Regions from separate parts of the Mus musculus genome. Here all the other regions are linked to region 3. A link is a loop called in an ENCODE intact Hi-C map of the cell type or tissue named here. Cell type or tissue: left cerebral cortex. All regions are shown on one strand. Each heading gives the region's core, and the rest is flanking DNA. Links, peaks and the distances in the headings are about the cores only. Region 1 overlaps Camk2g (calcium/calmodulin-dependent protein kinase II gamma). Region 2 has its middle 9.3 kb from the start of Gm30108. Region 3 overlaps Vcl (vinculin). Region 4 overlaps Zswim8 (zinc finger SWIM-type containing 8). Region 5 holds the start of Ndst2 (N-deacetylase/N-sulfotransferase (heparan glucosaminyl) 2). Region 6 overlaps Camk2g (calcium/calmodulin-dependent protein kinase II gamma).

Region 1 (5,076 bases), core at 405-4,404, 270 kb after region 3:
TGGTTATATATCAAAGGCAGCCTGAACTGCTTGAAGTCCTACTATAAAACAAGGTTTACACAAATCCAGTGTGGTGGCACATACCTGTGATACAACTACCCAGGAGACTAAGGCAGAGGGATTGTAAGTTCAGGGCCATCCGAGACTACATAGGAAGACCCTGTCTCAAAACAGCAAAGGACTAATGCAAAAGGAAGCCACAATAGGTTTTTATTCTCCTTTAGCTCAAATCCAAATTATGGACAAGTTCATTTTTTAACGTTTTGCATATAAATTATGCACAGTGATGAGTTTCATGCACGTGCACACACTCCCACATACCCCATTATCCTCTAAAATATCCTGTAAATATTAGTAGCCTCCCTCCAGAAAACATCTCTTAAAGTAGAATGTTGGTCCCATGAGGACAGAAAGCACTTCTCAGATACGTTTATTACGCCCAGAACAACCCTCAGTATGCAGTATTGGATATCGTTAAGTGAATGTACAAAAGTCAGACAACAGACATATTCCGAAGAGACTTCTGTCTCCCAGTGAGCTAATTATAAAAGTCATAATTGCCCTTCGCCTCTTAGTCTACTCTGGTGTACCTTTAATGTGCTGTTTGGTCTTGATTTTGATGCTCCAGTCTCACATGAACCTGAGTCAGAGCATCTGGTGGCAGTTAAAGAGTTACTTACAACCCAGCACTCCCCTGGCTTCCCATCCCTGCGTCTTTCTGATCACTGTAGTCTTAATTACCAGCACTGCTATGTTTCTATTTCTAGTAATGACAGAAAGCAAGAGAACATGCACGTCTTTTAAACCAGCATGGCTGTGCTGACAGGGAACAGAGTGGCAAATTTTAACCATAAGATCCACAGAGTTTTATCTGAACAGCACTCACAGTTTCATTGAGGTCTGAGTTCAGAAGTCAAGAGTTACTAAAGCTGAGAGCATCCTGTAGTAGCTTTTGTTGTATCTCTGGTAGCTACCCACTCACATTTCAGACAGACCTAGCTGTAGAATACCCTTGTTGGTGTGCCAGTCCTATCAACCCAAACCTGTAATTTTGCAGCAGTCAAATATTGTACACACACACACACACACACACACACACACACACACACACGTGACTGAACAAGACATACTTCTCAGAGTACACTAAATTTTCTTTGTGAATCCGACAGAAGAGTTCTCCAGCGGCTGGAAAAGTGTATGTGCCTGTGGTCTGTGTACTGTTTTAACCCCTTTAATGCTGGACTCCGGGTTGCTCCTCTTCTTCCTCCACCTCCTCTTCTTCCTCCTCCTCCTCTCCCTCCTCTCCCTCCTCCTCCTCTCCCTCCTCTCCCTCGATGCAGAGCCCGAGCTGGTGCACTAACCTGCGGTGTGTCTGGGCTTCTCTTCTCACCTCCTCTCTCCCCTTCTCTTTCCCTCTTGCTGTGGTGTGTCCAGAAAAGGAAGTCGAGTTCCAGCGTGCACCTAATGGTGAGCCTTGCCTGCCCACCCACCCTCCACTTCATGCTGCTTGTGCCCGCCTGCCAGCCATGCAGACCCATTCTGCCATGTGCGTGTGCGTCACTCATCCTCACTGCATGTCTGTGCTGTGTGGGCAGGTGTGGCCTGTCCTGCCAGGCGGGGGGCCATTGCCCAAGGTCACCAGTGGCCTTAGCAATGGGCACTGGAAGGTGTTATATGGCACCTCTTGCTGTGGAGGCTGAAGAGCCTCCCACATGCATTGTAGAGAGTAAAGCTGGAAGGGATTTTGGGAAAGGCGGCAAGCACAGGGAGAGACTATCTATCACTCAGGAGATATGAGCAGCTGCTTCCTGGGGCCCGAAGTTCAGTAGGCAGCTGTGTAATGAGAAGAACTAATGGTCGGCTTGTGACTCTAAACCTTGTTCTCCTGCGAAAAATCCCATTTTCCTGCTAGGTCCAGGGTTGTAGCCTGCCCACCCAGCCCTCAGGGGGAACAGCTACAGTGAGCATCTTTTCTCATGGAATGCTGGGCATGGGGAACCAGCAACCTAGTCATTATACCTACCATCCTTTATAACCACAGGTGTGGCACTTGTCTTATCTTGGAGTATTCTTCCCCTGCAAAGGTCTTAAGGTCAAACAGAGCTTTGTAAGCTGGGCACCCTTCTCCAGTCAGCCCCAACCAGGAAATCAGGAGAATTCTGCCCTCTGCTGTCTCAGGATAGGAACAGAAGATAGCAGTTGCTATGTTGTGTTTTGTTGGTGATGGGTTGCGGTTGCTGCTGTTGTTGTTAACATGGGAACTTCTTTCCAGCCGGTAGAATTCAGTAGCATCTTTATAGTGCTTGATGTTGACTCAAGATTCCATGCCTAGCCCGGGTTTTAAGAGCTCTCAGCCACTGACAGCAGCTGAGGTTATATAACTTAGATCTGGCCCATGAGGCCTCTAGACAAGAGGTAGAAGAGTCTGGATGCGGTCTGTGCAGAGAAGAAATGCATTCTGACCATCAGCACGTCTTCACTTACACTCTGAATAAAGGCACATAATGTTTGTCTCTGCCTGTGGAAGAAGTCACCTTGTGACGCTGCTCCTTCGTGGCTGTAACTACACTGGGACCCAGGGAGACTGAGTTAAACTGTTCAAGAAATCTGAAGAGGCAGAGCGCACTGGTGTGGGTCCCTGCACTGGAGATTGGCCTTCTTCCTTCCTCTCCAGCCCCTCACACTCTTTCTTGGCTGCGTCACTCTGTAATGTTTGAGAAAGCAAGGAATATCCCTGGTGGTCGAGTTGCCATTAGGAATATTGGCTTGCTGGGCGGCTTGTTCTTTCCTGGGAGCTGAGTGCTGGGACTGCAGCCACAACCACCGCTGAGAGTTGCCTGCCCTTCCCTGGGGCTGTGCCCTCACTTCCAGCTGCTCAAGTCCAGGACTTACCAGGTGGAAGATGAACAGCAGGGAGATCTGTGGCTACATTTTATACCCATGTTGAATTCCACCCCAAAGGCCAGGTGCTCGTGCTCATTTCCTTCCCCCTCTTCACATCAGGCTTGGGCTGTTGTCTTGAGAGGGGAAGGAAATGCAGGTGTCGGGGAAAGGGCAACAGGGGAGCCAAAGTTCCCAGTTTTTATTCTGCTTTAAGTCACCATCTTTCCCACCTGTAATGTGGGGAAAAAATCCTGAATTTCTTTGCATCTGGTGTGACTCTGTAGTGACGTGGCACCTGGAGTAAGCAGAAATTTCTGAAGAGATGCTTCGGCCAGTCCTGCAGGGAGGATGCCTTCAGAGCTAGGTCTCTGAGGCTCCCCAAATTGTCCATCTCTCTAACCATTGCTCCCACCCACACAGTGTTACAGTTGCCACCTCAGGCCTGGCACCTCCGCGCCAGACTGGGGACAAGGGAGGTCTGGGAGTCAAACCTGAGCAATTTTGGTGACTCTAGAGAACTAAATCATGTTTTCTTGTCTCAGCCACAGAGCAACAACAAAAACAGTCTCGTAAGCCCAGCCCAAGAGCCTGCGCCCTTGCAGACGGCCATGGTACCTCTGACTACGGCTTCTCCGCCTCTGCCCCTGGCTGCCTCCTGCCCCCTTTCTCCTCCTCTTCTTGTCTTACCTTCTTGGGCTCCTCAGCTTTGTCATTTCCCCATAGGGCAGACTGCTCTGTGTTACCCCGCAGGCCCCTGCCCTTCATCCCCTGCTTGGCAATGTTCCATCCCGCATGGCAGAACCACTGCTCCTGCTCCTTTCGCTGTTGGGGGAAAGAGTGATCAGGGCTGCCAGTTAGGCCTCCCACCCCCAAGCCTGACCCCTAGTGGGTCTGCTGTGGGGGCCAGGGAGGGGGGTGCTTTAAAAAGCACAGGGTAGGAGCTCTCTTGGTACCTAATCATTAGTTCTTAGAAGCCTACTTGTAAAACCTGCCTCAGCCTCTCCTTTGCATAGTTAAGAACAGGAGGGAGGACTGGGGTTCCCCAATCGCTCTCTGGTCCTGGGGAGCCCATCTGTTCAGTCCTCTCTGGGTTCCTTCAGCAGGTACAGCTATCGGAGCTCTCACTGTTAGTGCTGGCTAGCTGGTGAGCTAGCAGGAAGGGAAGAGGGGGACAAATGATCGTGCCTGTCATGATTTCTGTTTCCTGTGGACCCTCTTGTTAGTTTGTGGTGCCATAGGATCATCTAGGGAAGGCAGAAGGAAGGTGAAATGGGCACCTCCCTGAGCTCAGCTTGCCAAAGGGGCATCCTAGGTCTTACTGGGAGACTGTCTTTTCTGCTTTCCCTGTGTCCCTGTCTTCTGTGCACCCCTTGATGAACACTGTTGGCAGGGCCTGACCTGTGCTCAGAATCCCACAGCTCTTCTTGTAGATTTGCTCCATGGGGCTCCAATCTAGGAAGAACTCTCAGACCCAACAAACTTCAAGTACAGAGGCCCCTGTCCTCTCAGCTTCCTAAGAACCTTCCTCTTCCAAGCTTCTCCTTACCAGCCAGTGCTGTCAACTAAGTCCAGGGGTTCCTACCTCTCTGGGACCCTAGTTGAGCCAGTATATATTTTTCTTGTAGGGATGGCTGGTGGGCAGGCCTCAGTGGTCATCATAGGGTCTCTAAGGGTACTATGTAAGGGTGTGGGGATCTCTCAGGGGAGAGCTTAAGTCCCCAAATCAGGAGGATAATTTTTGTCTTCTCTCACAGGAACCACAAACCACCGTGGTACATAATGCTACAGATGGGATCAAGGTGAGTACCCACCAAGTCTGCTTTACTTTCTCACTCAGCAGAAAACAACTGGACTGAGTTTCTGGGGTCTGAGAGGTGTGTGACTGTTACAAGCAGGCTGCTCCCCAAAACAGAGGCGTTTATGGAGTCCAGGGCTGTTAGTCTAACCAAATTAACAAGTTCTGGGTTCAGCCAGAGACCTTGCCTCAGTAAGAAGAGTGGAGAACAATTGAAGGAAACAAACAGTACCAGTCTCTAACCTCCATACATGCACTCACACTCACACATACCATACATGCACTCATACTCATACATACATGCTCTCACACCCACACACACATGCACACCACACACCATGCATTCTTACACCCATACATACATGCACCATATATGCTTACACCCATATATACTTGCA
Region 2 (5,076 bases), core at 515-4,514, 220 kb after region 3:
AGGCTACAATCCCTGTGTCAGGGTCAATCATGTCAATAACGATACCTTATTGGAAATGTGCTTTATAACGACACAGGGTGCTTTTGTAGACATTATCTCATGGGATCCTTGCTGCAGCCCTATGAGGCAGGCAGTTATTGTTCATCCATCTGAAAAATGAAGAATCTTAGTCTCATCAGAGTAAGTGACTTGCCCAAGGTTACAGTCTTTTAAAAGTGGTACGAACAGGCCTGAATCACTGAGTGGCCTAGAGCAGTGCCATCTTTGCAGGAAAATGGGAACTTAGAGAATAGGGCCAGGCTCTTGCTGTCTGCTGGTGACCTCAAGCAATATGGAGTTTCATGAGACTTTGTTCTTAAGAGTGGACCCAACAAAGAGCTTGTCGGTGGTCTGGTCTGGCAGGACAGGGCTCTCACAGTGTGCCTTGCCTCTTCTCGTGGCTGATGGATAGGAAGGGTTTTTCTGTTCCCCTCCATGCCTTTCCCCCTCTGAGTCAGCTCTCTGGTATTGCCCTGGCATGTCCCGGGCCCCACGCCCAGGCAGTGAGGAGACGCTGGCAGATTTCCCAGGGAATGATGCTGTCTTAACTCAAGCCAAATCTTAATTATGACCCCCTTCCCAGAGGCAGCCCAACAATAGCTACTTTGGGAGTTAGGACCTGTGGGCACTGGGTTGGTTTCCACCTACCCCTTGGACTTCCCACTACAGATGTCCCTGGATGCAGGCATGCCTTTACCATACAGCTGCACTCTAGAGGGGATGCAGAGACCCAATCCATTTTATAGACTTTGGCTGAGCCACGCTTCTACCTCAGGTCTTTGCTTGGGCTTCTGGTCACATCCAAATAGCTAGTGAGAGAGTTGCTTTTGGACAGAAAGAGAGGACAGAGAGCCAAGACTCCAGCCCGAAGCTGCCTCAGCTGTTTCTGGAGCTCTGACTCAGAGGTACTTCTCAGGAATGTTGAGCACGTGGTCCTCAGAGTCCCTTGTCCATGCTCAGAAGAGTGACCACTAAGCAGGGGGAGATTTTTACCCTCCTTTACCTCCTTGAGAATACCCGTTTCAGAGAAACCACGGCAGGTTAAGTTCATCTTGGAAGGTTCATCTTGGAAGACTCCGCAAGGAAGGAAGGAAAAAGAAAGGGTGGGAGGGAGGGAGGGAGGGAGGGAGGGAGGGAGGGAGGAAGGAAGGAAGGAAGGAAAGAAAGAAGGAAGGAAGTACCTTTCAGCCCCCAGACATCTGTCCTTATCAGTAACTGTAGCAATCGGCTTTTGAGTTCGTGTTCACCTCATCTCCCCAGCTCTGCCCTGATTTCCTTGACCTCCGGCTTCTGGGTGAAAGAGCATGCATGCCTCAGAGTTCCATAGGTTGACAGATAATCTGAGAGAAGGAGCAAGAAAGGCCGGAGGGAGCAGAGGTTAGGAGCATATCTCTGTGGTAGGATGCTTGCCTTGCATGTATGTGGCCCTGGGCTCAAACACCAGTACTGCAGTACAAAATAATAATGAATAAAAAATAAAGAGAAAAAAAGTAAAGAAACCAGTCAGACTGGACTACACCCCAACATCTCGAAAATGTCCTTCCTTTCCAAGAAAATCACCCAACCCATTTGAAGAAAAGAGAACAGGGAAGCTACACGGAGACGGCCTGGTGCCTCTCATCTCCGATGTTCATTACAATCCCTCCGACTGCAGGGAGACCTGGGAATCCTTTTACCTCCAGAACTGCAGATACTCGACACTGATTTTTCCAACTGTGGGCAAATACTTTTCTTTGCCTCTGGATTTTATTTTGTTTCTCTAAAGCCTTATGTCCCATAAAATAATCCACAGTGAAATGAGACCCAGTGAGAAGCAACTGTGGAATAGAAATCACGTCAGCAGCTTATCTCACGATGTGGTAATTAGAGGGTTGCATGCGTTCCGGGTTAGAGCCTGTGAGCTGCGACAGGGGTTGGGGGACGGGGGGGGGGGGTGCAGAGAGAGTTTGGATTGGTCACAAGCTAGTCTCAGAGTCTAGCACACTGCATGGCACAGTGTATGTGTCGGTAGATCCATGATAGAGATTTGGTACTTTTTTGCTTGACGGAGGGGAGACTAGAAGTTGCCAGTACACTCTGGCTGCTATTGGCAACTTTGGTTCTGTACCCCATTCCAGATTCAAGAATCTGAGCGGAAGAAATCAAAGCTGGAGACATCCATAGAGGATCTCTGGGTCATGGAACCTAGGAGAAAGTGGCTTTGTAAATGACTCCTCTTAAGTGGAGGTCAGCTGAGTGTGAAGTCTGCAGGCCTGCTGGCTCTCTAAAATCGGGCATAAAGCGTCCCCTAGTGGACAACAGAGTCACTGCGCTTTCATAAAGGAGCCTCGCTTCCTCACTGTGGAGGGAGGCAGGATCTCTGTGTTCTCTGTTCTTAGATGGGGGGCGGGGGCGGGGAGATCAGTCAAATCATACCACCAGCAAGATAAGCAGACCCTATCGGAATAATAGGTCATCCATTCAACAAATCAATTATTCAAAACCTTGCATCATGTACAGTACACTGTGCTCTGTTGAAAGCTATCAGGAGTGAGGGAGTCTTGCCCTTAAGGAACCTATGATCACAGTGAGAAAGCTAAAAAAAAAAAAAAAAAAAAAAAAAAAAGTTTTTTTTTTTTTTCTTTTCAGTTTTTGTTTATTTGTTTGAGATGGTGACTTGCCAAGTAGCTCATGTTGGTCTGGAACTCCCAGCAATCCTCCTGCCTTGGTCTTCCAAGTGCTGTGATTAAAAGTAGAGCTACCACGTTTGGCCTCAAAATAAAATGAACTATAAGAGTTTTTGAGTAAGCTTACAAGACACACATAGTAGATCACTTTTGCATTCTTAGCACTTGAGAAGCTAAAGCAGGAAGGAAGGTCATGAGTTTAAGATCTATCCCAGGTGTGTACCAACACCCTCTCAACAACTCTAAAATGAGCCCCTTATCAGCTGCCAACTATTTCAAAGGCTGAGTTTAGAAAAGCCCAGAGTGCTTTCTGTGCTTCAGGGTGTGGGATTTTTGTTTGTTTTCATTTTTGTCTGGTTGGTTTTGGTTTTTCAAGACAGGACCTCTGTAGCACAGGCTGGATTCAGTCCTGTGATTGCTCTGTAGCCAAGGCCAGTCTCAAACACCCTCCTGCTTCGGTCCCCTCAAAATGGGGATGATAAAATTCAATTTCTCAAGTTGCTATAAAGACTAGGGTAATATTTGAGAAATAAGTAAATATATACACACAGAAAACAACTCCATATTGAAAACTGTCCAAAAAAAAAAAAAAACAAAAAAACAAATAAGAAGCCGCCACTGTGGGTCAGCGAGATGGCTCAGTGGGTAAAGTGCTTGCTGTTTGACTCTAAGGATCTGAGTTCAGTCCCTGGACCCATGTGAAAGGTGAAGCAGAGAAGCAACCCCACAGACGTTGTCTTGTGACCCCCAGGGACACACCATGGGCACACACATGCCCTCCACATACTAACAATACATACAATTTCAAATACTTCCTTGAAAATATAATTGATGGGGTATGATGGCTCACATCTGTAATCCTAACTCTAAAGGGCTTAAACAAGAGAACTGCCTCAAAGCCAAGTCCAGTCTGAAGTGAAATCCTGTCTCAGACGAACAGAAAAATAAACAAACAAAAAATAAATAAATAAAAATAAAAAAAGGAAAAGAAAGAAAAGAAAAGGAAGAGAAAGGAAGGGAATTAAAAACATATAGCAACATTTTAAATTAAGAAACTTTATTAGCCAGGCATGTTGGCACACACCTTTAATCCCAGCACTTGGGAGGCAGAGGCAGGCAGATTTCTGAGTTCGAGGTCAGCCTGGTCTACAGAGTGAGTTCCAGGACAGCCAGGGCTACACAGAGAAACCCTGTCTCGAAACACCCACACACACACACACACACACACACACACACACACACACAAAGAAACTTTATTAATTAGTTAATTTATATTATTAATATAAATTATTAATATATATTATTATTAATTAGTTATTTTATGTGTATGGGTGTTTTACCTGCATGCATAGTTGTGTACCATGTTTGCGTATGCGCGTGCATGTGCGTGCGTGTGTGTGTGTGTGTGTGTGTGTGTGTGTGTGCCTGATGCCTGAAGAGGCTGCTGGATCCCTTGGATCTTCAGTTACATACAGCTGAGAGCCAACACAAGGATGCTGTGAATTAAACCCAGGTCCCCTGGAAGAGCAACCAGTGCTCTCCACCACGGAGCCATCTCTCCAGCCCCATAAAGAAAAAACTACATATAAGAGACTAAAATAGATGATAAGGAGATGAATAAAAATATGAGAATTAAAGTAGGGTTATCTGGCTATTGTGGGCTCATAGGCAAGGGAGAAAGGCAGGGTCCAAGTTTCTGGACTCTAAGGAAGGTCCTGAGGCACCAAGGTCCCAGGCCTGAGTTACCATAGTGCCCATCAGACATTTACACTTGAATGTCCTGTATCCGTTCAAATTCAACAAGCTCTAAATCCAAATTAATCAATCCATGATGATGATAGCTAAGGTCTGGTAGTACAAGACTATGGTCCTAACTACTCAAGAGGCTACAGCAGAAGGCTCTCTAGTTCAAGAATTCCCTGGGCTACTGAGTGTGTTTAAGGCTAGCCAGGGCAACTTAGTGAGACCTAACTCAAAAGCAAAACAAAACAAAAACCTAAGTAGAGTTATACACAGGGGATCTGAGTTCAGCCTGACTACCCAGTTTCCCAAGCATTTTCAAGTCCTTGGTGTTTATTTCAGCACCCGATCTACACTGTCCTTTCTACTGGCAATATTCCCTCTACTTCGGCTCTAACAACTAACATACTTCTCCTTCCATTTCTTCCTACTTCGAGTGTTTCTGTTTATCCAAATTACTTGCTATTAAAAGCCCCAAAGTGCTCAGCTTTTATATATAGTCTAGGCATTTATTGAGTTCTTGCTACACCCCAGGTACTAGAGTTAAACAGAAACAGATACTGACCTCCTGAGTCCTAGAGGCATAGAAGCAATTGTAAAGTTGTACTTGGGACAAGTGCTTTGAAGCAGT
Region 3 (4,000 bases), core at 1-4,000:
CAGGGTCAGAGATGTTTCCAGCCACAGCCTTGGCATCCATCACCATGGGGGAGATTGTTTTGCTCAGTTCATCAGAGGCAGCTTTCACAGCCTCTCGGAACTTCGGGTCCTCAGAGTTCTCTACCTCCCTCTTAGCAACCAGCAGAATCCGGTTGGCCCGACGAGCAATACTGGTTGCTCCAGCGACCAGCATCTGAGGCTGAATATTGGCCATGGCTACCTTACACTTGTCCAGGTCTTTTTTAATTGCTTCTTCAGAAGCATCCAACAGAGACTTGGTATCAATAGCCTCGTCCACCAGCCCTGTCAGGAGAACAGAAATGGAGCTGAATTTGCTTTTAGAAGAACAAAGATTTGAAAACACTGTTGTCTGTTTGCATCTCATGAGAAAGTACAACACTCAGAATTCTCTTCTCAGTTCAAAGCTCTTACTACAAAATTGAGAGCTTTCAAGAGAACAAAATAACTTTAAAAAACAGAAGTGCAAGCAGTACAGCCCAGAAGGTCATTTGGCCTCAGGAGTTATACTGACCGTGGTCACTGGCCCTCTTAAATCCACCACAGACAAGCAGACACGCAAAGACATCAGGAGGAACCGGACTGAGTCTAAAACCTTCACCGCATCCCCAGCACAGTATCTGCTAATAACACTCTCTCCCTTCCGGGCTCACTCTCCACCACCTGTTGATTGTTGGCAGCTTGAAGTGCCCAAGACGAGCCACACGGAGGACTCCAGTAACCTAACAGCCTGTTTCTTACTTCTGTTACCTAGCTTTCGACACTTTGGGAGCTCCGCTTTCATCACTGACTGCTGTAGACCCCTGACAGCAGGTTCTACAGGGACAGCGAAGAGCCTACACTCCTCATTTCTGCCTTTCTGTCCTGTCCCTCTACAGAGAACTCAGAGGCACTTCTGCAGTCGTACAGGCACAGATGTCTCCTCTTTTTTTTTTTTTTTAGAACTATGTAGTTGATAAGTTGGAGGAAACTCTGAGACAAGCTGGGTTAAATGGTAGCTATTGTGGTTCCTTGAAATGTGAACCCTCTGAAAATGACAGGGACACTTACTGTATCCACAAACACCGCCTCCCAGCCTCTGAAACCAAACTCTAGCTGGGACTGAGCAAAGACACTATTCAAAGAGAAGATAGGGGCTATAACAATGAACATCACACCGGAGGGCGGTTCTCAAATAAAGACGCTCACACAGCCTCTCATCCAACAAAGTAGCAGAGCTTGAATGAGAAGCCGCCACTGCTCAACAGCCTAATCAGAGCCCAGCACACTGTCAAGCTCTGACTGTCCCTTTATCCAATTACAGCTGATATAACCGGTCCTGCTTGAGGTCCTCAGAACTCATGCATCAGCCCAAAGGCATTCTGCAGAACTCTACCTGTCATTTTTTCAACATTATCAATCCACTGGTTCTTCATGGTCTCAAAATGTTCATAAGCAGCCTGGTTACCAGGGTTCCTCAGTAAGATCCGAGCAGCGGAGATGACCTGTCAATAACAAAGCAATTTTCAAATTCCAGGGTGCCAGCACAGTCCAAATACAAACCCAGAGTAAAGCTTTTCTCCATTTCACCTATAGATGGCACCAGAAAACCAAAATTGGCAAGCCTCGTCAGGCTAAATGCATTAAGTCTGATGCCATGAGCATACCCCAGAGTGGGCCCTTCCCTAGTTCTAAGAAAAAAATAAGGTGTCAAAGTAAATGAGCATTCATTTAATATTTCAGAAGAACAACAAAACTGGCATATACTTAATAGTTGATGTCTTGATATCAACTCTTTCATCTTAAAAAATATAAATGTGGTTAGACAAGGTACTTCAATCCTGTAATTTCCAGCTTGAGGCAGGGGATTTTCAAGTTCAAAATGCAGCCTAGGCAAAATTTGTGTTAAAAAACTGAATGTGGGGGCTGGAGAGATGACTCAGCAGTTAAGAGCACTGACTGCTCTTCCAAAGGTCCTGAGTTCAATTCCCAGCAACCACATGGTAGCTCACAACCATCCATAATGAGATCTGACACCCTCTTCTGGAGTGTCTGAAGACAGCTATAGTGTACTCACATATAATAAATAAATAAATCTTAAAAAAAAAAAAAAAAAAACTGAATGTGGTGGTATAATCCCCTAAATGTCAGCACTTGGAAGTGAAAGCAGGCTGAAGGACTCCAAACTGAAATGGTAGCCTGGACAATCTACATACCAAGGCCAGAGGGAAGAAGGGGAGGGGAGAGAGAGGGGAGAGGGAAGAGGGAAAAAGAGAGAGAGAGAGAGAGAGATATTAATTGGTTGATTGATTAATTGATTGATTGATTGCTGGGGGCTGTACACATGCTTTTAATCCTTGCACTGGGGAGACAGGCAGGCAGAACTCTGAGTTCACGACCAATCCATTCTACACAGTGAAATTCCAGGCCATTGGGGCTTCATAGTAAAACCTTGTCTATAAAATAGAATATCAGCGTGCAACAAAACATTATTCAAATTGATTAATGAATAATAGTGATTAAAATACACAATTAACCAATTACTCAAAATTCTTTTAGAATAACATTAACTAAAATATCTGCTTTCACAAACTGCTTTCACATTCATACATACGGAATCTTTACTACAACCCCATGAGAGGTGAGGTAGGTTAACATCTTCTCTTCCAAACTACAAAAATCAAGACACCCAAGAGGTTCCCAGGCAGTCAGTGTCGGTGTTGGGGGAAGAAATCCTGAGTGCCTGGCAGTGCATAGTGCATACACGTGTGTGTTTATTCCTCAAACTTTGCACTGTGAAGGAGTAAGCATCACAGAAGGAGAAGCTAGGAGACATCTGAGCCCAGATCTGTCTCTGAAGTCCTCGATCTTTCCAAAGCGGGAGTTTTAGGTCTAGTTTTCTGCATTGGTTTTTGTTTTTGGAAGCACAAAGACAACTGTATTATAGTTTAAAACAAAAAGCACAGCACAGGCAAGCTGTAAAACCAGCAGCTACCTGGAGGAGTCGAACGAAGGAGAAGACAGAAGCCATCTAAGCTGGCAGAGAGGTCAAACACATGGGAGACAAGCAGCACATGGGAAGGAGAGGTGCTTTAGAAAAAAAGCAAAACCAAAATATTGGCAGGAAAGCCCAAAGTGTTAAAGAAAACATGTTGGAATAGAGGTAGAAAAAAGTAAAGGAAAAGTTGATTTTTCTGAATAATTCAGAAAAGGAGGAGACTTATTGTGCCCAAATGACTGTAGCCCTTAAACTTCTGTCTTTCTGGGGGTGTTGTTGTTGTTGTTGTTTGTTTTTCTGGTTTTTGTTGTTGTTGTTGTTGTTTTTAATCTCACTTTTGTTCTGAGAGATGGCTCAGCAGTTAAGAGAACTGACTGTTCTTACAGAGGTCCAGAGTTCAATTCCCAGCAACCACATGGCAGCTCACAACCATCTGCAATGGCATCCGATGCCCTCTTCTGGTATGTCTGAAGACAGCTACAGTGTACTCATACACATAAAAAAAAATGAAGATTTGTTTTAGAGAAAATCTCTTTAATAAAAAAAAGAAAGAACATTTGAACAATATAATAAATAAATCAGCTTTTACAACCTGAACTGATGACATTCTCTTCTGTGCCCTCAGCCAGAGGGCGCTGCATATGGGTTTGCATGTGTGTTATGCTAATAGATGGTAAAAACAGGAAAAAAAGTTCGTATTTTATGAAATTTTCTGAAAAGGCTAGATAAAGCCAGCATAGTGGCACATGCCTCCATCCCAACACTAGAGGAAATGGTGTGAGTTCAAGACCAGCCTGGGCTTCATAACAAGATCCACTCTTAACAACGTTTTTGTTTTTTATTAAACGAGTGTGACTTTTCCACATGGACTGAGGCATGTAACTCCATGGTGGTGGAAGGTATTTTTGCCTTGAGTTCCATTCCTAATGATGGGAAAGAGAAAGGGAAGGAAACCAGAGAAACAGGCAACATGGGCACACACACAGACCATTTCCCTCCCCTCCC
Region 4 (4,904 bases), core at 1-4,000, 290 kb after region 3:
GGGAATAAAGGTTGCACTACAATGTATATATTTTTAATTTTGTGTTTTTTATTTGTTTAGATTTTTTTTTGTTGTTGGTTTTTTGTTTTTGTTTTTATTTGTTTGTTTGTTTGGTTTGGTTTTTTGAGACAGGGTTTCTCTGTGTAGCCCTGGCTGTCCTGGAACTCACTCTGTAGACCAGGCTGGCCTCGAACTCAGAAATCCACCTGCCTCTGCCTCCTGAGTGCTGGGATTAAAGGCGTGCACCACCACGCCTGGCTCTGTTTGTTTAGTTTTTGAAACAGGGTCTCGTTGCCCAAGCCAACCCCAATCCTCTGATCTCTTTGCTTCAGTTTTCCAAGTACTGTAATTACATTTGTAAGCCACTTACCTGGTTCTGTCACAGAGTTTAAAAGATAGATAAATAGAGGCTGGGGTATTTGCTGATCATGTACAGAGCCCTGGATTCCAGCCCCATCATAAAGCTAGTATAGTAGGGCAGGGAGGATCAGAAGCCCTCACTTGCTATATATACAGGAAGTGAGGCCAGCGTAGGCCACATAAGATCCTGTCTCAAAAGTCAATTAGATAGCAAGACGTGGTTGTAAAGGCTGTAGTCCCAGCACTCTGGGAAGCACAGGCAGGCGAGTGTGAGCTTTAGCCTCTGCCTGGACAGAGTGTATTCAAGGATGCCTGGCAATTTAGTAAGACCTAACCTCAAAATAAGAAAAGCAAAGAGGTCAGAAGCCACAGCTCTATGGCAAAGCATTTTTAAAGGCCTAGAGTCAGTCCTGAGTGCTAGGGAGGGGGAGTCTACAAGCGCTTCAGATAAGGCGGAGGGTGAGAGCCACTGGCCCCATCCTGGGCCTCTCAGACTTGCTTTCTCTCCCTTTGCTTTGGCTGAAGGGAGTTTTACAACCCACAAGTGAGTATTTCCTTACTTCCTTCAAGCTCCTGCTGTTGGGCAGGCTGCTTTTGGACCAGGCTGACCTTTCTCTTCCTGCAGGCACCACGGCTATTCACTTCTTCCTGAGCCTGCACCCAGCTGTCACAAGCAGTTTTCCCAGCCCCAGCACCTTTGAGGAGATTCAGTTCTTCAATGGCCCTAATTACCACAAGGGGATCGACTGGTGAGCCTGGGTCCCCTTGCTTGTTCCTCAGAGCTGCACAGCCTTCTCCAGCAGATAGCCAGCCTCGCCAGCTCGCCTCTGGGCTTGCCACTGAGATCTCTTTCCTCTGCTTCTCTCTAGGTACATGGACTTCTTCCCTGTTCCTTCCAATGCCAGCACTGACTTCCTGTTTGAAAAAAGTGCCACCTACTTTGACTCGGAGGTCGTACCACGGCGGGGGGCTGCCCTTCTGCCAAGAGCCAAGATAATCACTGTGCTTATCAACCCTGCTGACAGGGCCTACTCCTGGTACCAGGTGTGTCTCAAGTGAGGGGCATTGGGCCTTCAGGGAGAGGTGGAGAAGGTAGTTCCTGCTAGAGACACAGAAAGGAATGAGAGTCGGGAAACTAAACTAGCCCTTAAGGAGAGGTACCAATGCTGTTGTCACCAGACAAGAGTATGGCCAGAGCCATTGTCAAATGAGCACCTTATCCCTTTGTATTTTCTGTCCTGCAGCACCAGCGAGCACATGGAGACCCCATTGCTCTGAACTACACCTTCTACCAAGTGATTTCAGCTTCTTCTCAGGCCCCTCTGCTACTTCGCTCCTTGCAGAACCGTTGTCTTGTTCCTGGCTACTATTCTACCCATCTTCAACGCTGGCTGACTTACTATCCCTCTGGACAGGTACGACAAAAGCCGTTATTAGGGCATCCCATCCCTCATCCCAGTCTTCTTAACAACTGAAAGGGAACCGCATCCCTGTCCCTTCAGTTGCTGATTATGGATGGGCAGGAGCTTCGTGTCAACCCGGCAGCCTCAATGGAGATCATCCAGAAGTTCCTGGGTATCACCCCCTTTCTGAACTACACGAGGACCCTCAGGTGGGAGAGCATAAGCCAAGGGAAGGAAGGTTTTATGGGGAAAGGGAAAGAGGTTCTGTTTGGAAGAGACATCTCTCCCTGGGCAAGGAGGGTCGGTGCCTTGAGTACCCTTCTTGCTGACACCTGACGGCCTGCTCCTTTGAGTAGGTTTGATGAAGATAAAGGATTTTGGTGCCAGGGCCTTGAAGGTGGTAAGACTCGCTGTCTTGGGAGAAGCAAAGGCCGGAGGTACCCAGACATGGACATGGAGGTAAGTGGAACCTGGGTTACAGCTGCCACTCCACCTCCAGGGTCTGACCTTGCTGTATCTTTTACTATTTGTTTCTCCTCTCACTTTTTTCTCCCATCAGTCTCGCCTTTTCCTTACGGATTTTTTCCGGAACCATAATTTGGAGCTATCAAAGCTGCTGAGTCGGCTTGGCCAGCCAGCCCCCTTGTGGCTTCGGGAAGAATTGCAACATTCCAGTGTGGGCTGATGCCCCAGTCTTTCTTTACCAGCAAAAAGCCTGCTAACTTCACTGAGGGGCAAGTCTTAGAGCAGAACCCACAGGGGGATTAACATGGCCCCTTACCCCTCTACCTCAGTGGCCCCCAGGATTGGAATGGCTGAAAAGGGAGGGGATCCATCTCTTTCCCATAGTTTTGGGACCTAATAAAGGGGCTTCCCTTGGCATCCCCCCATGGTACTAGGTACCTTTGACCTATGAACCTGGGAGGTGAGGAAGAGGGTCCTGGGAAGGGGTAAGAAGACCATATTCAGTGGTTTCCTTCCTCGTGCCCAGCAGTTTACCTGTCAATGCCTACCCCTGAGAGGCCCCTTCGCTATGGCCTCTTTAGTCAAGACAGTGGGATCTACCTGTGGCCTGGCCTCTCTAATGTCATTCACATTGAATGGGGATGAGGTCAGACAGTTGCTCATAGAGCCATATATGAGCCCTAGCTGTGGGCTAGAAATGTCCTTAATAAACATCCTTATTTTTCTGTTTTGTCTGCTTCATTGCAGTAGGGGAAAACAAACCCTAAACTACAGCAGGTATCAGCTGTCTTTTCACAGCTCTTCTACACAAGGAAGAAGGCAAAGACCCAGAAAATAGAGTAAAAAAGGAGTTTATATATTTATAAATGCCAAATAAATACCAGAGGCCACCCAACGCCCTCTCCCAGACAAAGCTGTCTCCCCCAACCCTAGACTTCTAAGGTCTGAGACATCTTGGCCCCAAGCTACAGCCCAAGAGCAGCTGCCAGTCTGGGCTACAAGGGAATTGAGTGGGGATGATCTGTCCAGCCAAGAGTCGCCTGACCCTCTGTGTGAGGGCTCCCCATAGCCACAGGCCTGTGTCCCTAAATAGGGCCCTCCAGGGACCAGACTCAGGGGGAGAAGGTGGTTATCTCCAGAGAGACCCGCTGCCACAACTCCTTGGTCTGTTTGCTGCGTTTGAGGTTCTGTAGGATGTCGTTGAACTGCATCATGCCCATGGGTGTCAGGCAGAAGGCGCTGCGAGCGCTGCGGATTGCATTCACAAAGTCGTCGTAGTCGGCAGGAGTCAGGTGAATTAAGCGGTGATGGATGTACTGGAGGGTGGGTTGGAGGGGAATCAGCACAAAGCACATACAACCGGGGCCCCACTTCCCTTACATGCTGAGGGATCTGATCCAACTGCCCAGGAGGTGTTCCACCTTTCTCCATACTTCCTGAGTTATCACCTGCATGTATGCCTGCTGACAGCGCTGCACCAGTTGGTGGAAGGCCGGGGCTCGAAGGTGGTTGTGGGCATGAATGGGGTTCAGCCGCTGCAGCGTCTCCATGACGATCTCCTGCAGCACAAACGGGCTCAGCACCCCCTTGGCTGCCCCCACACAGAACTGGTGCACGTAGTTCACTCCTGAGGGGCAGGGGAGGGGCATGAGACGGGGGTGGCCACCTCTGCCCTAGGGACCCACTCATATATCTCAGCTCTAGCCCTACAGAGATCCACCCTCCACCCCAGGAGCTGAGGTAATCCTCCACCCCCCTGCGCTCGCACACATACCCGACCAAGGCCTCAACTCTGAGTAAGAGCTAGGAAGGAGGTCTGGGATAGGAAGGGAAGGGAAACAGGGGGACAATGGTCCTGAGGAGGGGAGGTGTTACCCAGCTTTGCTGCCAGCCCCAGCAACCATTTGACATCATCAGTGTAAGGGGGGGAGCGGGAAAAGTTGTTGGGGTGATCGTTGTGTGCCCGGCGACCTAGCATCTCCAGTGCCAGCATCCCTAGGAAACACAGATGGGCACACAATCGGATATATACCCTTCACCTTCTCCCCCATCCTGGTACCTGACCCACAGTAAACAAATGAAGAGCCCCTCACTTCACTCAGCTGTAGGTAGGAGTACAGAAAGGGACTTCTTACCAACACGGTAAGCAGCATGCAGATGGTGCAGGCTATGTGGATTGACCGGTTGACTGTGTGTCTCCTCTTCGGGTGGTGGAAAACCCCCGCTTACCAGAGGGCTGGGCTGTGTGGTCAGAGCAGGCAGTGAGGCACCCTGGATGGCTGGAAACGTAGATGCTGGATGGACACTGCTCACTGAGGGGAGATGGAAAGCCATGTGAGAGAAGAGGTGCAGGAGATGCCCTCCCTCCCTCCCATGTTCAGCGCACCTCCCCTCCATTCACCTGCTCCCTGTCCCCGAAACTCACAGGCCACACTGGTGGGCAGTGGGAGCCCTGGTTCTGTGTGGTAAGGATGGACTGTGATGGGAGCCATGGAAGGGACAGGGAAAGATACAGCTGTGGCAGCAAGCGAGGGAGGAGTCACTGAGTAAGGGTATTGCGCCCCCAGGAATGCAGGATGCACACCCTATAGTAGATGGCAAAAGGAGAGCAGATACTAAGCCTGGTTAGGTAACAAACAGGCATTCTTACATTTCTTACTTAGTTGCCTTGGTCTC
Region 5 (5,076 bases), core at 436-4,435, 280 kb after region 3:
GACTCTGGAGGGCCTGAGTGACAGCGGCGGTCCTGTTCGTTTGAGGTTTAAAACAATTCAATTACAAAGCGGCAGCAGCCAATGCACGCCCCTGCATGCAGCCCTCCCGCCCGCCCTTCGTGTCTGTCTCTGCTGTACCGAGGTGTTTTTTACATTTAAGAAAAAAAAAAAAAGAAAATAAGATTGTTTAAAAAAACGGAATTCATACCATGATGCGTTTTAAAACAACTGATAGCCCTTGGCTTGCAAGGAGACAGGAGTTTGTGTGATGCTCATCCAGGCATGAACAGTGGGCTCACCCACCAGTATTGAAGAGGTGAGCTTGGCCTCAGGCCCCCATGGATTCAGGGGGACCAGGCAAGGACTCTTGACAGAGCTTTGGTCATGGACAAAGCCATGGTGTGGTTGCAGCCCCAGAGGTGGCCTGATCACCCCAGTTCTAGGAGTGGACTTCGTCAGACCATGCATTGACACCTAGTATGAGAAAGACGCAAACACCGTGGCCGCTGGACCTACATTGGAGAGAATGCAGCACTGCCAGCCTGCTGTGTGTGGAGGCAGCTGTGAGGCGTGGCCTCAGGACTGAAAGCCTGGACTTTGCTGTACCGGTCCAGTTAGCGTAGACAGGAAGAGAATTGGTGCTGCAGAAGTGTGTCCGCCAATGAGAAACCTCGAGTTCGTCTGACATGCACTTAACTCATCCATTTCTAGAGGATGCACAATGCACGTGGGCCTGAGACTGAGGCCCGATTTCTGCTGGTGGAAAGGGGGAGGGATTGCTACTTTGTTTCCTGTTGGTTTTCCTGACATAACAAGGAGAGATCCAGAAGTCGTTGGCCAGGGCTCCTTTTGCCACTTTTGGCAGTTGTTTGTGTGCTGATCTGGACCATCTTTGTCTTGTATTTTCATGGTGGTGGTCCCCATGCTGACCCTCATCTAGGCCTGGGCCCTCTGCCAAGTGCCCCTGTGGGATGGGAGGAGTGAGGCAGTGGGTAAGAGTTGGTGGTTGTTTCTATGCATTCTGGCTGCCCTCTGGGCTGCCTCCCTTCTTCCCATGCTGCACGCCCAACTCTTTCCCTGGGTTTGAGATCGAACTGACTGCTTGGGTGAGAAGTGTCCTCTTTAAAGAGGCTCTTTATTGACCAACCGAAGTATAGACTTTTCTGCTGGACAATCTGCATGGGCATCACCCCCTCGCCTGCATGTACCCACAAAGGGGTCCAGAGCCAAGGCTCCTGCATTCATTGTCCCTCTCTGTGCTCAAGGAGGTCCATTCCAGGAAGAAAAGGTCTGTACCTTAGGCAGATAACAGAGAAGATAATGGAAGAGGCAATTGGTCATAGTCTTGGTTCCCTCCCACCAAACAACTGCACATTATCTGCATTGGGGGGGGGGGTAGATTTCAGCTCCTTGGGTGACCTTCAGGAGGCACAGGAGCTGGGAAAAGAGAACTACAGAGTATGGAGCCAGCTGAGAAGAGAACAAACGCATGGGTGCTGGTGCTTGAATTTAGCCAGGCTCCTCAAGCACTTGTGCATGCCTCAGACCCTGGACCCTAGACCCTTCCTGCCCTGCAGCCTGCAGTGCCAGCCAACAGATACCTTCATCACAGGGTTTGGTTTTGCTGGCTTGAAGACAACAAATGGTCTTAGAGCTCTTTGAGACCCATAGCTTCATGTGGCTGCTCCAGCCCCACTTCTTAGCGTTCTTACTCCACTTCTGGGGCTAATGTCAGCATCTATAGACTATTAATAGACTATTTAAAAAACAAACCACCTTTTAAACAGGAAATGGAAGGCATTTGATGCAGAACTTTTGCATGATGACATAGAAATAATTTAAAATAGTGTTTGTTCTGAATGTTGGTAGTCCCTTCATAGCTTTGTTACAATGAAACCTTGAAGATATTTAATAAAATAACCTTTAAACAGTCCATTGTGTTATTGCTGTTGGAGGCTCGTAGCCGTGGGCTTAGATTTTAGCAGCCTGCGTGACAAGGCTTCACTAGGAGACGAACATCTTTTTGCCCATTCCCTTGGGGAGCAAGGAAGAAAACTTCTCATAAACTCAGCCTGGGCTGCTGTATTGGGGGGTGGCAGGGAGGAAGTAGCCTCTTAGGCGGTGGGCCGAGTCTTCGCCCCGCCCCAGGCGGAGGTGGCCCCGCCCTTGGTACGCGGGCTCCCTCCTCCGCGGGTCTGAGTGGACAGGCCTGGGCCCTGGGCCCGCCCCGACGCTCCGCAGACTGTGCCACCCGGCGTGGAGGACGGGGTCCACCCTGGTGGGCTGAGCGCGAGGCCGGAGGGCTGGGAGGCTGCGGCTGGGCTGAGCACTGCGGAGGGCCGTCGGCTTATCCCAGGTCCCGGTCACGCAGCGGCCACGCTCGGGGAGCGCGCGGACCTGAGCGGGCACCACGAGCCGCAGCGCGCCGCCTCCCCCTGGTGGGAGCGGTACTTGAGCCCGACTGCGGCGGAGCGTTCGCTCGGAGATGGCGGAGCCGCCGCGACGCGGCCCGAGGCCCCGCGAGCAGGGAAGCCGGGCAGCCCCGGGACGCGGCAGGGCCCGGGGACAGCGGGGACGCCGCCCACTCCACCGGGTGAGCCATCTTTGAGAGCAGTCTCCCGTCCACGGTCGCCCTCGGTTTTCGCGATCAGACTTCCTGCGAGTGTCGCCACCGAAACCACCCGCAGGGTCGTCCTGGGCGACCACCCATCTGGCCCTGTGCACCCTGCCCCGAGTCCCAGCCGCTGGCCTCCCCTCAGTTGCCTTATTCTGGCCACTCCGCCCAGGGCACACGGGGTTCTTAAACCCAGTGCCTGTCTGGATGCCAACTCTCGGCCGCACCCCTGCCCCTTTCCCTCCAGCTCCCCCACCTGTGGGCTCCCCATTTCCCGTAGTTCCCGCAGGAGGGTCCTTCTATCCTCAAGGTCAGGTCCTTCCTCCCACAGCGTGGCCCCTGTTGTTTATTCCAGTGGTGGGCCCACACCTCCAGCCCACCCTGACCCTGTATTTGCTGCCCACTTTGGCAGACGACCCTTAGGTTTCTCCTTCCTCAGAAACTTTCCACTGCCACACACATGTTCTTCCTCCAACTTAGTCATCCCACTGCTCCCCCACCAAAAGTTCTCACATGATCCCCTCTCTAAATCTCACTGGCTTCCTCTAGGTATGAAGCTAAAATACAGTGGTTACAACACAGGAGGTTGACAGGCCTGACCTTTGAATCCCAGTTCATCCACAAACGGAGCTTTGTAATCTCGGGTAAGTTACTAAACTTCTCTGGGCCAGAAATTATGCGTGTGTAAAATGGAACTACTACTAGTTATATGTGTTTTCATAACTGTTAGAGCTGACATTAAATACAGGTGCTTCTTGCATTTACTGATAAACTTTTAAGATATCCTAAACTACTGACCACAAGAGCTTATCAGTTTGTGCCCTCTGCTCAGTGACGCCAGTTGCTTCACCTTCTGTTTGTGTGGCTGAGCAAGTACTTGCAGTGTGTCTCAAATGAAAAGTATTGTTGGGGCTGGAGAGGTAGCTTAGTGGTTCCAAACTTCCAAAGGCCCTGAGTTCAGTCCTCAGCACCCACATGGTGGCCTACAATCTGATGCTGTCTTCTGGTGTGCAGATGTACATGTAGACAAAGTACCTATATCCATAAAGTACATAAGTAAAAATAAACAAGAGAGAGAGAGAGCCGGGCGTGGTGGCACACACCTTTAATCCTAGCACTCGGGAGGCAGAGGCAGGTGGATTTCTGAGTTCGAGGCAGCCTGGTCTACAGAGTGAGTTCCAGGACAGCCAGGGCTACACAGAGAAACCCTGTCTCAAAAAACCAAAAGAAGAAGAGGAAGAGGAGGAGGGGGAGGGGAAGAAAGAAAGAAATAAAGAAAAGAAGAGAAGAGAAGAGAAGAACAACAACTACTACTACTACTACTACGGTGTCTGCAAATCCACTCCCTTAGGAAAGGATTAAAACTCTAGGACCTGAGGTTGGAACTCCTGGGAGAGCACGTGCCTAGCCTGTGCAAGACCACATATCCCATCACTGGCACTGAAAACCAAAACCCACAACCATTTGAAGTCTCCTTTAAGTGTTTACCATTTGCACATTGGTTTTGTCGTTGGTTGGTAGTGGTGGTTTGGTTTGGTTTGGTTTTTTTTTAAGAAAGTGCTCCTCCATGTAGCCCTGGCTGTCCTAGAACTCGCCCTATAGACCAGACTGGCCTCAAACTCAGAGATCGTCCTGCCTCTGCCTTCTAAGGGCTTATATTAAAGACGTGCGCCATCACCTCCCAGCTTCATTTGCAGATTGTAATAAGTCAGAATCAGGTCTGTCTGTATATGCAAAGCTCTAGAAGGACACCCAACAAGTAAAGTAGTAAGCGCTCAGTATATACTGTTATTAAACCAGTGTTACATGTGAAGTATAGCTTGCTTTCCTTGAATTCTCACTACTGTTATCCCTGTTATAATTTAGCTGTTCCTGCCAGGCAGTGGTGGTGCATGCCTTTGATCCTGCACTCAGGAGATGGAGGCAGGCAGAATCGGAGGCTAGCCTGGTCTATATGGTAGCCAGGGCTACACAAAGAAACCCCTTTCTATAAAAACAAACGAAAGAATTCAGTTCTTCCCGTGATCTACACCTCTTCCTCCTACTTCCACTCTCTACCCTGTCTTCCCATCCCCCCTCCCCTGCATTTAGAGCGTCATACACTATACGCATGGGTTTTGCCCCATCACAGCTTTTCTTTTAATTTATTTGTATTTCATGTGTATTATGTTTTGCCTGCATGTATGTCTGTGTCAGATGCCCTGGAACCAGAGTTATAGACAACTATGATCTACCATGTGGGTGCTGGGAATTGAACCCGTCCTCTGGAAGAGCAGCCAGTGCTCTTAACCACTGGGCCGTCTCCAGCCCCCATCAGCTTTTCTTCTCTGTCCCAGCTCTCTTAATTAGTTTTACCAAGATCAGAGTGAACCCTATATAAACAGTCATAAATCATCTCTCTGGATTCTGAAGGACCTTGTTTCTGCCTAAGGGCCACTGAGGTGCGTGTACTAGAGTGGGAG
Region 6 (5,076 bases), core at 493-4,492, 250 kb after region 3:
ACTTAGACGCATATCAGTCAGCAGAGTCCCCCCGTTCCAAGTTGTGCCAACCACAGTTATTTCCAGACATTGCCAGATGTCTCGTGAAGGGCACACTCACCCTCCGAGTGAGTGGAAACTGCTCTGGAGTACTCACACCTGCCACCAGGAGTCTACCTATAGGACTAGCAGGAGCGTTTGCAAGGTGAACAGTCTGCTTTCATAAACAGGACCAACATGTGGTTCTGAGCTAGGTTGGCTTTTTTCTGTACAAAAGCATCAGAAACGCTATGTAGACATCCTATTTAAGGGCCCTCTTAAACATAATCTTTCTGGAAGGAATCTATGGGCTTCTCTTACCTCCCTACTAGTTGAGAAACTTTAGAGCAGTTAATATCTTAGGTAGTACAAGAAAGAAAACACTGTTAAGAGTCACACAGTAAATGTTTGAACAAGTGAAGGCTGTGCCCACCAGCTGTCTTCCCAAGATACGGCATAAGCCCCTCCTCTATGAAAAAGTGCGCTGGGCGGTGGTGGTGCACACCTTTAATCTCAGCACTCGGGAGGCAGAGGCAGGTGGATTTCTGCGTTCGAGGCCAGCCTGGTCTACAGAGTGAGTTCCAAGACAGCCAGGCCTACACAGAGAAACCCTGTCTCGAAAAAAAAAACCAAAAAACAAAACAAAACAAAAAATGTCTGCTTCTGAGGAAAGAGGAGGAAAGGGTTAGAGGTTCTCGCCTTCCTTAGGAATATTCAGCATCTTTCCATTCCTAGAAAACAAATTCCAGTCCTTGCCTTAAGGCTTTGTCACCCTAGAAAGCCCACATAACTTTACCTCATTTTCCATCCCTGTGGAGAGTCTTGATGAGGAGGGAAGAGAGCTCTTAGCTGAGTGTCACACATCTATAATCCCAGTGGTCCTGAAGCTGAGGCAGGAGGATCATGAATTCAAGGCCAGCCTGGGTCACAAAAGGTTACAGGCCAGCTTATGCTACATAGCAGGAAGACTTCAAAACAGGAAAAGGAAAGGAAGGAAGGGAGGAAGGAAGGAAGAAAAAGGAACCTTTATATACTGTTGGTATTGTAATTAGTATAGCCATTTTTGGAAAACAGTATGGATGTTTCTCAGAAAAACTAAAAATAGAAGTACCATATGATCCAGCAATCCCACTACTGGGTAAATACCCAATGAAATTAAAATCAGGATGTTAAATGTCTGTACACCCACGTTCATTGCAGCATTATTCACAATAACCAAGATATGGAAACAACCTGAATGTCCATTAGCAGATGAATGGATTAAAAAAAGAGTAGTGTATACTACTGAGCCTTAAAAAGGCCGGGAAATTCTATCACTTATGACAGGATAGGTGAGCCTGGATGACGTTATGTTCAGTGAGACAAGCCAGGCACAGGAAGACAAATACCACATGATCTTACTTACATGTGGAATCTAAAAAGGATGCCCTCGTGAGGGAAAGAGGAATAGTGGTTAGCAGAAGCCAGAGTAGGTGGGTGTAGGTGAGGAAAGAGAGGTGGTGGTCAGATAGGGGGATGGATTCCTGCATTGTAGTTAAGCACAGCAGGTGATTCGAGTTAGTAATGTTGGTGGTTTGGTTTGGTTTGGTTTGGTTTGGTTTGGTTTGGTTTAGCTTTTTCAAGACCAGGTTTCTTTATGTAGCCCTGGCTGTTCTGGAACTCACTCTGTAAACCAGGCTGGCCTCGAACTCAGAAATCCGCCTGCCTTTGTCTCCTGAGTGCTGGGATTAAAGGTGTGCGCCACCTACACCTGGCAAGGTTTTAAAACGTACAAAAAAAAAAAAGGATTTTTAATGTTCTCACTAGAAAGAATAAGCATTTGAGGTGAGGTATATGGTGATGTGCTTGTAGCAGAATCTCCCATTGTCCCTCAGAAGTCAGTAGTTATTTTTCAATTAAAAAATAAAAGCAAAATAGGTTGAGCTAGATAACATTTAAAGCCCAGGGTTCTAGCTTGTATTTCGGTGAGTGTAGTCCGCACAGGCAGTCGTCGGTGAGGTGGTTTAGCCCTGCACTGACATCGCTTGTGCTGTCCTTTCAGCCACTGTATACATCAGATCCTGGAGAGTGTTAACCACATCCACCAGCATGACATCGTCCACCGGGATCTGAAGGTACTCAACCGGGCTGACTACTTGTGACTCGTTGGCGCCCCCTGGTGCTAGATAGTGGCGCTGTGAGCCCAAAGTAGGCTCCCTTTGGGCTCCAGGGTGGATGCCTCCCTCATAAGGTTCTCTTTGTTCCTTCTGCAGCCTGAGAACTTGCTGCTGGCGAGTAAATGCAAGGGTGCTGCGGTCAAGCTAGCTGATTTTGGCCTGGCCATCGAAGTACAGGGAGAGCAGCAGGCTTGGTTTGGTAAGGGTGACCCTGTCTTCCGAGAATGCAGCCTCCACCCTTCCTCCTTTTCCTGGTCTGCCTTCCTCTTTCAGAACTAGAAGTCAGGCCTTTAATGGTCCTGGCCTTTTCAGAAAGTGGAGGAGGGTGCCCCCCCAGGTCCCTCCTCGCCCTCATGACTCATTACAGTGGGTCTGGCTGCTGTCAGCACTGCATTCTTATTGCCTCTGGGGAGGTGTTTGAGTTCCTGGTAGGCACAAGTACTTGCCCTCTGATTTAGATTCCAGGCACTGCACGTAGCCCAGCCTGTCATCTTTTGCGGCCTCGGTACTGAGTCAAAGCTTATATAGTAAAAGCAACCAGCATTAGGAGGGCTTTGGAGGGAATTACAGATGTGGCCTTACTGGGAGAGAAAGCGGGTTCAGTTTGGCTCTGCCCTCTCTTCTGCTACAGGTTTTGCCGGCACCCCAGGTTACTTGTCCCCTGAGGTCTTGAGGAAAGATCCCTATGGAAAACCTGTGGACATCTGGGCCTGCGGTAAGCCCATTCCATACCCTCGGCTCTTTGGTGTTCTGGGCCCTTGGCTTCCTGTGATGACAAGAAAAAGAGGCATTACACCCATCCCTTCTGGGTTCCACGGTGCCTGCTGTATGTGAAATCATGGTGTTGTTTGTTCTCCTTCCCTTGGGAGAGCTGTTCCTGTCATGCTTACTTCCCAAGTGACTTCCTGTATTATATTGTATCCTTCTTGGAGAAGGGCTCGTCCACACCTTAGAGGATAGACTAAAGAAGTCTCTGACATGGCTTGGTGCCGTAAGGAGTGAGGCACAACAGGAGGGATGGCATTATCTACTGGCGTCCACCTTTAACTCTGGCCCAGCCTTGCCCTTCTGGGTGGTTCTGAGCCCTGCATGGCCTTTCTTGGTTCCTCAGGGGTAGGTGAGTGACCCCAGTGACCTGTGTGTTCTGTCTCGCAGGGGTCATCCTGTATATCCTCCTGGTGGGCTACCCTCCCTTCTGGGATGAGGATCAGCACAAGCTGTATCAGCAGATCAAAGCTGGAGCCTACGATGTAAGGATGGGGTTCTGAGAGCTGAGCAGTCACTCCTGGAAGGACAGAGTCCCTGCCCCTAAGGGTCTGTCCAAGGGAGTAGTGATATTGTCACTTGATAACAGGGCATCAGGGGACTTTGAGGACCCAAGGATGGGCATACAGGACTCAATTCTTGCCACCTTATATACAGGGAACAGGTTTTGTTTTTTTTTTTTAAATGCTCCTGTTAGCTATAAAATTAAGGAACTCAATGAAGCTCTTTGGTCTGTTTCCACAAAGAATGGGGAAACTACGTGGCATGTTATATTACAGAGGGAGAATTTTAGAGGCTTCTCCACTGTTTTGGAACCTTGGGCACATTGCAAAACCTGTTTTCTCCTTAGTAAAAAGAGAAAGGTGAAGCAGAAAATGTCAGTTCCCTTCCTTCACCGACATGATACATGGACACCCTTACACTTATCATTCTGTCTTCTTTGAGTTGGCACAGCATACCCACTCTTGGGTACCACAAAGTATCTCAGTTGTAAGAGCTGGAATGAAGTCGGGTTACATTTCAGGGTAGAAGGCTCACAAATTTCCTGTCTCCCTTTTCCCTGTTCCCGCTCCTCAGTTCCCATCACCAGAATGGGACACAGTCACTCCTGAAGCTAAGAACTTGATCAACCAGATGCTGACCATAAACCCTGCAAAGCGCATCACGGCCGACCAGGCTCTCAAGCACCCATGGGTCTGTGTAAGTGTCTTTTCCCAGGCCTTGGAGATTGGGTGTGGCAGCCCTGGGGCACTCCTTGAACTTCTCTAAGGAGGATTCAGGAGGAGGGCTGGGGAGGTGTGAGTGGAGGCCAGGGTCAGGAAATGTCATCAGGGGGACTTGGGAGTTAAAAAGTGCTCATAGGTCTTCACTTGTCTCTCGCGCTTGTTGTGAGGCTGTGGTTTGGGTCTGTTGCTGGATTGGAAGAGGTAGTTAATGGTGGAAAACAGCTGATACCCCAGTGTGGAGTCCCAAGCTTGGGGTATATGTGGGCCTCAACTCTGACAAGGACCCAGTGAATGAACAAAGGCGGGAGGCTCTTGAAGCTCAGCATGAGGCCGGCTCTCAGCTGAGTGCTGAGGAGCCCCTCCTAGGCCCTCAGTGCAGGCTGATACACTGTTTCCATCCGTGGTTCTATCAAGCTGAAACAGCTAACCCAGACAAAGGAAAGGGCTGGTATAGTATAGCATCTTGAACAATGATAAGTTTTTCATTTCCCATGCTTATTGAATGTCCTTTTGTGCTGGTCACCAGACAGTTCCTGAAGATGAACAGGACCATGGTCTTTGCCCCAAAGATTTGGGAAAACAGGCATTCAAACCAGCAACCATGCCTGTAATCTGACAAACACACATCCAGGAGTGTCTGCTGCCCTTGATAGGGTCACAGAAGGTTTTGTGGAGAAGACGATCTATCCAGGTGTTACTCTATAGACAGAGGTTAATATGGAGAGAGTGAGAGGTCACAGGAGAACGTCACCTGCAAGGAATGTTAGTAGTTGCTTTACCATGACCAGGATTGCAAAAGAATGAGGGGGAAAAAAATTGCATGACACAGTGGTGCACACCTTTAATCCCAGCACTTAGGAGGCAGATCTCTGAGTTTGATGCCAGCCTAGTCTACAGAGCAAGTTTCAGGA

Evidence for each region. Peaks named below come from ENCODE experiments on the same cell type or tissue, not always from the same donor. Only the 100,000 strongest peaks of a DNase experiment are listed, where the experiment ranks them.
Region 1: it touches region 3 in a loop (4-fold over the local background); 6 of 42 quality-filtered maps call a loop at or near these places.
Region 2: it touches region 3 in a loop (13-fold over the local background); 9 of 42 quality-filtered maps call a loop at or near these places.
Region 4: it touches region 3 in a loop (4-fold over the local background); 4 of 42 quality-filtered maps call a loop at or near these places.
Region 5: a loop joins it to region 3, with 4 times the contacts of the local background. A loop is called at or near these places in 6 of 42 quality-filtered maps.
Region 6: a loop joins it to region 3, with 2.4 times the contacts of the local background. A loop is called at or near these places in 5 of 42 quality-filtered maps.

The regions. Positions count from the first base shown.
Region 1 is chr14:20,744,210-20,749,285 of GRCm38, reverse strand. Camk2g (calcium/calmodulin-dependent protein kinase II gamma) reads left to right here. Exons shown (of 21, transcript NM_001360186.1): 15 at 1,435-1,467; 16 at 4,638-4,682. Among named protein-coding and RNA genes, the nearest start is that of Ndst2, 12 kb to the right of the region's middle. In left cerebral cortex, for the core only: a CTCF peak has its summit at 2,158 (motif pointing left); DNase peaks (open chromatin) are centred at 773, 1,673 and 2,205; H3K27ac peaks cover 826 bases.
Region 2 is chr14:20,800,988-20,806,063 of GRCm38, reverse strand. No RefSeq gene overlaps it. Among named protein-coding and RNA genes, the nearest start is that of Gm30108, 9.3 kb to the right of the region's middle. In left cerebral cortex, for the core only: a CTCF peak has its summit at 2,335 (motif pointing left); DNase peaks (open chromatin) are centred at 579, 874 and 2,318.
Region 3 is chr14:21,016,782-21,020,781 of GRCm38, reverse strand. Vcl (vinculin) reads right to left here. Exons shown (of 21, transcript NM_009502.5): 15 at 1,394-1,502; 16 at 1-303. Among named protein-coding and RNA genes, the nearest start is that of Ap3m1, 34 kb to the left of the region's middle. In left cerebral cortex, for the core only: CTCF peaks have their summits at 1,593 (motif pointing right) and 3,557; DNase peaks (open chromatin) are centred at 169 and 1,589; H3K27ac peaks cover 1,012 bases.
Region 4 is chr14:20,721,779-20,726,682 of GRCm38, reverse strand. It overlaps Zswim8 (zinc finger SWIM-type containing 8), which reads right to left. Exons shown (of 26, transcript NM_027996.3): 22 at 4,654-4,813; 23 at 4,364-4,540; 24 at 4,104-4,223; 25 at 3,677-3,855; 26 at 3,064-3,544. The coding sequence ends at 3,341. Ndst2 (N-deacetylase/N-sulfotransferase (heparan glucosaminyl) 2) reads left to right here. Exons shown (of 15, transcript NM_010811.2): 10 at 986-1,109; 11 at 1,230-1,404; 12 at 1,605-1,775; 13 at 1,863-1,972; 14 at 2,120-2,222; 15 at 2,323-2,953. The coding sequence ends at 2,448. Among named protein-coding and RNA genes, the nearest start is that of Ndst2, 10 kb to the left of the region's middle. In left cerebral cortex, for the core only: a CTCF peak has its summit at 2,414 (motif pointing left); a DNase peak (open chromatin) is centred at 2,408.
Region 5 is chr14:20,731,732-20,736,807 of GRCm38, reverse strand. Ndst2 (N-deacetylase/N-sulfotransferase (heparan glucosaminyl) 2) reads left to right here and starts at 2,246. Exons shown (of 15, transcript NM_010811.2): 1 at 2,246-2,593; 2 at 3,164-3,258. Camk2g (calcium/calmodulin-dependent protein kinase II gamma) reads left to right here. Exons shown (of 21, transcript NM_001360186.1): 21 at 1-1,935. In left cerebral cortex, for the core only: a CTCF peak has its summit at 2,434 (motif pointing left); DNase peaks (open chromatin) are centred at 564, 949, 2,273 and 3,043; H3K4me3 peaks cover 1,727 bases; H3K27ac peaks cover 1,618 bases.
Region 6 is chr14:20,763,209-20,768,284 of GRCm38, reverse strand. Camk2g (calcium/calmodulin-dependent protein kinase II gamma) reads left to right here. Exons shown (of 21, transcript NM_001360186.1): 6 at 2,060-2,132; 7 at 2,271-2,373; 8 at 2,806-2,889; 9 at 3,330-3,424; 10 at 4,017-4,139. Among named protein-coding and RNA genes, the nearest start is that of Camk2g, 28 kb to the left of the region's middle. In left cerebral cortex, for the core only: a CTCF peak has its summit at 2,183 (motif pointing left); DNase peaks (open chromatin) are centred at 1,267 and 2,171.